Regions from separate parts of the Homo sapiens genome. Here region 1 is linked to region 2. Evidence: read pairs that join two places in POLR2A ChIA-PET (ENCODE). Cell type or tissue: K562. All regions are shown on one strand. Links, peaks and the distances in the headings refer to the core of each region. The heading gives the core; the rest is flanking DNA. Region 1 overlaps ARRB1 (arrestin beta 1). Region 2 overlaps GDPD5 (glycerophosphodiester phosphodiesterase domain containing 5).

What was found. Peaks named below come from ENCODE experiments on the same cell type or tissue, not always from the same donor. Only the 100,000 strongest peaks of a DNase experiment are listed, where the experiment ranks them.
Region 1: POLR2A ChIA-PET joins it to region 2 with 6 read pairs; 7 of 35 experiments call an interaction of 5 or more read pairs at or near these places.

What each region holds. Positions count from the first base shown.
Region 1 is chr11:75,266,379-75,269,281 of GRCh38, forward strand. ARRB1 (arrestin beta 1) reads right to left here. Exons shown (of 16, transcript NM_004041.5): 14 at 2,511-2,581; 15 at 1,274-1,325. Among named protein-coding and RNA genes, the nearest start is that of TPBGL, 27 kb to the left of the region's middle. RefSeq lists an enhancer at 1-306. In K562, for the core only: no CTCF peak of the experiment used is centred there; a DNase peak (open chromatin) is centred at 1,253.
Region 2 is chr11:75,435,928-75,438,769 of GRCh38, forward strand. It overlaps GDPD5 (glycerophosphodiester phosphodiesterase domain containing 5), which reads right to left. Exons shown (of 17, transcript NM_030792.8): 16 at 1,009-1,121. Among named protein-coding and RNA genes, the nearest start is that of KLHL35, 4.1 kb to the left of the region's middle. In K562, for the core only: no CTCF peak of the experiment used is centred there; no DNase peak of the experiment used is centred there.

The DNA.
Region 1 (2,903 bases), core at 219-2,718, 170 kb before region 2:
GGGAGAACCACCCTCTCTGAGGTCTCTGGCCTCTGGGGCTGACCATGAGCAGAAAGGCCTGTCTGGCTGGCACATGTGGATGCCACCTGTGGCAGTGGGGACAGTCACATCAGGACTCGGGCCAGTCATGAAAGGGGCAGAGAGGGGCATGAATTTGACTCTTGTGCCTGAGGGCTAGAAAAGTAACCTGGTTCTTTAGGAGGTGGGGGGAGCAGTGTGGCTCTGTAGCCAGAGGAAGGACTTATTCCCACTGTGAGAGGCCAGGCCACCAGTAGTTTCACAGCATGTTCTGAATCCCCCAAGAATAGGCCCGGCAAACCCCACCCCACCACCCAGAAAACTACCCTTAGGAAGCATTCCCGTTTCTGGACAGCAAGGAGTAGTTTGGCTTAATGAAAGAGAAGACCATGAAGAACCTTTCTCCCAGAAGTGTCAGCTCAGATTCTACCTTGGGGGATCCCAGACAGAAGAAGGCTGGGGTAGGAGGATGTGAATCTAAATAGGGGGGCAGAGGACCTGTTCGTGAGGAAAGGGGAGGCTTGAGTGGGGTTTCAGGACTAGACTGCCTTTAAGAACAGCGAGTTCCCTTCTACCATGAAACATGTCCATTTAGGACCATGCAGGTGTCCACCTGGGTCCCCTGCCCAACAGGGTTCAGCCAGTGCATGGGGCATCCTCATGGGGTGACCTGAGACCCCCACACCCCAGATTTCTCCTGGGGGACAAGGGAAGATTGGCTTTGGAGCTGGAGCAAGAAAGCCACTTGGACCTGGAGGCGGTCCGCGCAGTCGGCCCAGGTCCTCCCCCTCTGGCCACTGTCCGGTGACTCGATGGCCTTTGACTGCAGGGAAATCCACATCGGTTGGTCCTCAGGAGTCAGAAGCAACAAGATCCCCAGTCCCCTGCCCACCCCACAGCCTGATTCCACTGGTTGGCGTGGGCAGGACAGGAGAGCCGAGCCCAGGGCCATGGACCAGCCCTGTGTGAGCCGAGCAGGCGCTGTGGATGGACGAACGGACTGACGGACGGACGTGCAAGGACGAGGGAGGAAGACAGACCCCACCAAGGCAGGAGGAAGAGGAACAGGCACGGAGGGTCCTTCAAGTCACATGCAGGCAAGCGGGTTGCTGAAGAGGCGAGCAGAGGTGGCTCTCAGCAGACGGGGTTAGACCAGCGGCTCCTCAGGAGTTAATAAGCATATATGCAAATGACCCCCTCCACCCCGCCCACCCGCGGCCCACCCCCGGATGTCTGCAGGCAGGGTTCAGCTTACTTTGTGTCAAGTTCTATGAGATTGGTATCTACTGGCGTCTCGTTCTCTGGAACTAAACACAGGGTGGGTGGGCAGGGTGTCCAGGGATTAGTGAGTGGATGAGCACGGGGCGAGTAAGCACAGGCCCCCACCCTGGGACAACCAGACTAACATGAGAAGGGCAAAGGATAAAGGGGAATGGAGATGGGGGAGGACTCATTCCTGGTACTGAAACACCCCAAATCATCTGAAAGGCAGGGAGGATGGCACCAGGAGGGCCCCGGATCCCCACTGCAGCCCCAGAAGAACAGAAAATCCTCTAAACTTCTGTTTCTTTTGACAGGTCTCCAACATGAATTACATTAATTCCTTGCATGCATGCCATTCACCAATTCTAAGACAATCTTTTTTATATTTTCCTTCACATTTTAACATCTCCAAATTTGGAGTGTGTCTTACCGTCGATGGCACTGCACAGTTTAACCATGGAAGTTTTTTCCTAATTGTACCTACTATTATGTTGTCTCTCTCCACTGAAAGTCTCAGATTCAATGAAATATGACCAATCTGCTATCACTTGAAAAACAGGCCAGGCCAGGCATGGTAGCTCATGCCTGTAATCCCAGCACTTTGGGAGGTTGAGGCGGGAAGATCACCTGAGGTCAGGAGTTTGAGACCAGCCTGGCCAACATGGTGAAACCCCGTCTCTACTAAAAATACAAAAATCAGCCAGGTGTGGCGGCAGCCGCCTGTAATCTCAGCTACTCGGGAGGCTGAGGCAGGAGAATCTCTTGAGCCTGGGAGGCGGAGGTTGCAGTGAGCTAAGATCACGTCACTGCACTCCAGCCTGGGCAACAGAGTGAGACTGTGTCTCAAAACCAAAAAAAAAAAAAAAAAAAAAAAAAAGAAGAAGAAAAACATGACAATAGCGTGTCCAACGGTCATCTTATCCAAGCAGCCCCTTCCCCTACTTCCAAACGGGATCCAGCCCATGCCTGGGTGCAAGATAGAGGCTCAAAGCATGGCCAATGAGTTCCCTTCTCCACTCCTGGCCTCCCTCTCCCATGGGGAACAGGAGCCACGCCTCACTGTCTCCTGGTGGGGTCAGAAGCAAATCGAGTTCTGGACCCCACAAAAGATCTGGGGACCCGAGAAAAGGGTGACTGGGCTGAGGGCGAACCCGGGGCGGGGTGGGTTACAGGGTCACGTGGCAGCTGCTAGAGAACCCCTACCCCAGAGACCTACAGATTCTGCTCACCTTCCCGATGCGGGGGTTCCTCTTTGGGCTTGGGGTGCATTAGGGTGAAGGGCAGTTCCACGGCCACGTCGCTGAAACAGAGACCCAGACCCAGTGAGCCTTGAGCGGACTCACAGGCTGTGAGACTTGATGTCGATGCCCTGTCAGTCCGAGGACTGCAGAGGGTTTTGCCGTCAGAGGAGGTAGATCCAAAAGATGCCCTCCAGCCCCAGTTCTGCCACTCGGAGCCTCGGTCTGCCTGGGAGCTGGACGAGGAGACTTCCTCTGGTCCCAAAAAGAAATGGAAGCCTCCTCTTTCCTGAGAAGGCTCTCTGGGTTCCCACGGGCTGGGAAGAGGCCCAGGGGTGGGAAAGGATTGCCCGGGGCAGCATGCACCGTGGTCACTGCGGGGCT
Region 2 (2,842 bases), core at 1-2,500:
AGGGCCTTTGCATGTGTCAGCCCCTCTCTTAGGAGTGACTGCCCCAACAACACCTCCTTTTCCTACAGTCTGGCTCAAGTCTTCTCATCTGTCACTCAGCCTCCTGGGAACCTCATCGGAGCCCTGGGCCGAGTTAGGGCCTCCTCATGGCAACTCCAGACCCTGCTTCCTTCTGCCCTGGCCATATTCTGTATGGTTGCTGCCTGGGCCCCCAAAATACCTCAAGGACCAGGGTGGGTTCTGGGCATCTATGTCCCCAGGGCCTGGTAGAGTGCTGGACACAGAGCAGAGGCTCAAGAAAGCTCTGCTGAGTGGAGTTCGGCCATATAGAGGGACACTTCATTCTTGGTGCCCAGGCAAGCGGTGCTCCCTTGCCACCTCTGCACACATGCCGTGCCCACCTGGAATGCCCTTCCTTCCCTCAGCTCACTCGGCCCTCATCTTGAAGCCATTACCAAAGCACCTCCTCTGCATCCTCCCCATCTCAGTGTATCAGGCGCCCAAAGCCTTCCTCACTGCCCAGGCAGCTCTGACCACGTCCTCCCGCCCCCCGCCCGGCACTCCCATCGCAGGAACTCGACTTTCCCTGCCACTGTTTATATACGTAGCTGCTGCTTCCATCAGACTGGGAATGTTGACAGGGACTGGCAAAGAGCAAGGGTGAGGCCAACATTGTAGGATCCAAGTACGAACCAGGCAAAGGGGGATGGGCCTTCAAAACAGACTCCTCTCCCTACCCCACCCCTGCCCACCAACCATGGCACTGACACCAAGCCATGGTGGATGACAGGGTGGATGACTGTGTGTGTGGGGGTGTGTGTTTTCACACGTGTACTTATGCCTTTGTATGTCTGTGGGTATAATCCCGGTGGGTTTATGTACGTCTGTGCCCTTGTCCCTACCCATATGTGCCACATGTGAATGTGTGTGCATACACATCTGTTTGCATGTGGGGGTGCAGAAAGCTGGGCCCAGGGCCTGCCTCCACCTGTCTGCAGGGCTGTGTACCTGAGAAAATAAGCTTCTCCTTCATGATGCTGACGTCCCGGCTGGTCCGGCGCACCGCAGCACTCAGCATGATCTGCTCAGGGTTGTAGCTCCGTATGCCACCCAGGCGCCACCTGCAGAGATGGCCCCGTGGGCATCAGGTCTCTCCTCAGCCCTCCCTTGGAGCAGAGACCCTGCCTACTTCCAGAGCCTCTCTGGATGTGGCCCAAGAGACCAGCAGGACTCTTGTCCCACTGTACAATGGGGAAATAGGCCCAGAGAGGGCAGAGTTGGGGCTTGAATCAGAGCCTACTGACTCTCGGCCAGGGCTCCCTGGCCTCCCTCTTACCTCCAGAGCCGCCAGTCAGCAGCCCTGGCCCAGGACTAGGGTTGGTTAGTTCTGTCTCAGGTGTCCCCAGTAATGCACCTGGCTCTCTTTGAATGGGACAGATTTGGGAGCAGGAGGAGCTTAGTAGGCACGACTCTGTTGACCTAAGCTGGGGCACACACCAATCTCAGGGAGTCCCAGCTGATGTCTCTTATAGCTCCACCATCATGACCAGACTAAGTGAAGCCATTGGGGAGACCCCTTGAGAGGGAGGGAAGGAAAGCAGGGGGGTGGGGCCAGGTGGTAGGGGGCTTTGCCCAGAGCTGGTCTGCACAGGTTCCCAAGGCAAGGGGGTTAGAGTGACTTGGAGTGGGGCCAACTGCTGCTCTGTCCTGGCAGTCCTAATGCGGAGGGAGGTCAGAGCATGAATCCCTCTGATGGCTGAGACAGGTGCAAGGTGGGGGTAAAATTACTCAAGAGTGGGCTGGGAGGTGGAGCATGCACAGGGCATGAAGGGACCAGGCACTAAGTGGAAAGGACTCAGGTTTCTGTGCCCAGCCCAGGCCACTGTCTTCACTATTGTCATTCCTCTGAACTAGCCCCAGTCCCTGGCCTCTGAACTTAGACCTTTCCTGGGATCTAGGCAGAAGGATCACTGGACTCTCACCCCTGTCCCCACCAGGAGGAGGGGGTGATCAACTTGGGAACAAGAACCCAACTGCCTCAGGGACTGAACCCTGCTTGGGGGATGGAGAGAGCCAAGACTCCACAAGAAACCAACTGTGAGTTACTAGATGGGGTCAGCGCAGCAGAAGTGGACAGACAGATGGACAGGCGGATGGATGGATGAACAGAGCAGGCAGACAAGGGGAAAGCAGGAGGCGGGGGGTGGCACGGACACCCTGGCGAGGCTGGCTGCCCTATGAATCATTGAGGGCAGTGAGCAAATCTCTCTCTGTTCATCGCTGTGCCCCAGTACCATCAGTGCCTGCCGTGTCCCGGGAGCCTGACCTGTACTTGTTGAGTGAATGAATGGAAGAATAAGGCCCACAGGGAAAGAGTATCCTCCCCCGGCCTTGTCCCCCAGGGTACCTTCCTCCACCAGGCCTCTCCTGATCCCCAGGAGACAATGACACTGCCCTGGCTGTGTCTGAGCAGACCCAGCGTGTCTGTGCCAGCCACTGAATCACCATGGGGTGGCCTCCCCAGCACCCTGGGGCTCCATGTGAGAAGGCCCAACTCCTGCTGCAGACAGCATCAGCAACCAGTGTATGTGGATGTTGGTCAACTGGGCGGACACAGGAATGACTCAAGGAATGTCCCATAGCCAGGGACAGCATCTCCTCCTAGAAGCTGATTGGTGAAGCTGCCTGACCCAGGAGGGGCTAAGGCACTAGACGGAGGGAGACGTGGGTCCCTAAGCTCTAGGTCCCATCCTGGAAATTCATGTTGAAACCCAGAAGGACAGTGTCAGGCCAGGGTCTCTCGGCCAGGCATATCCAGAACAGGAAGCTCAGCCACTGTGGG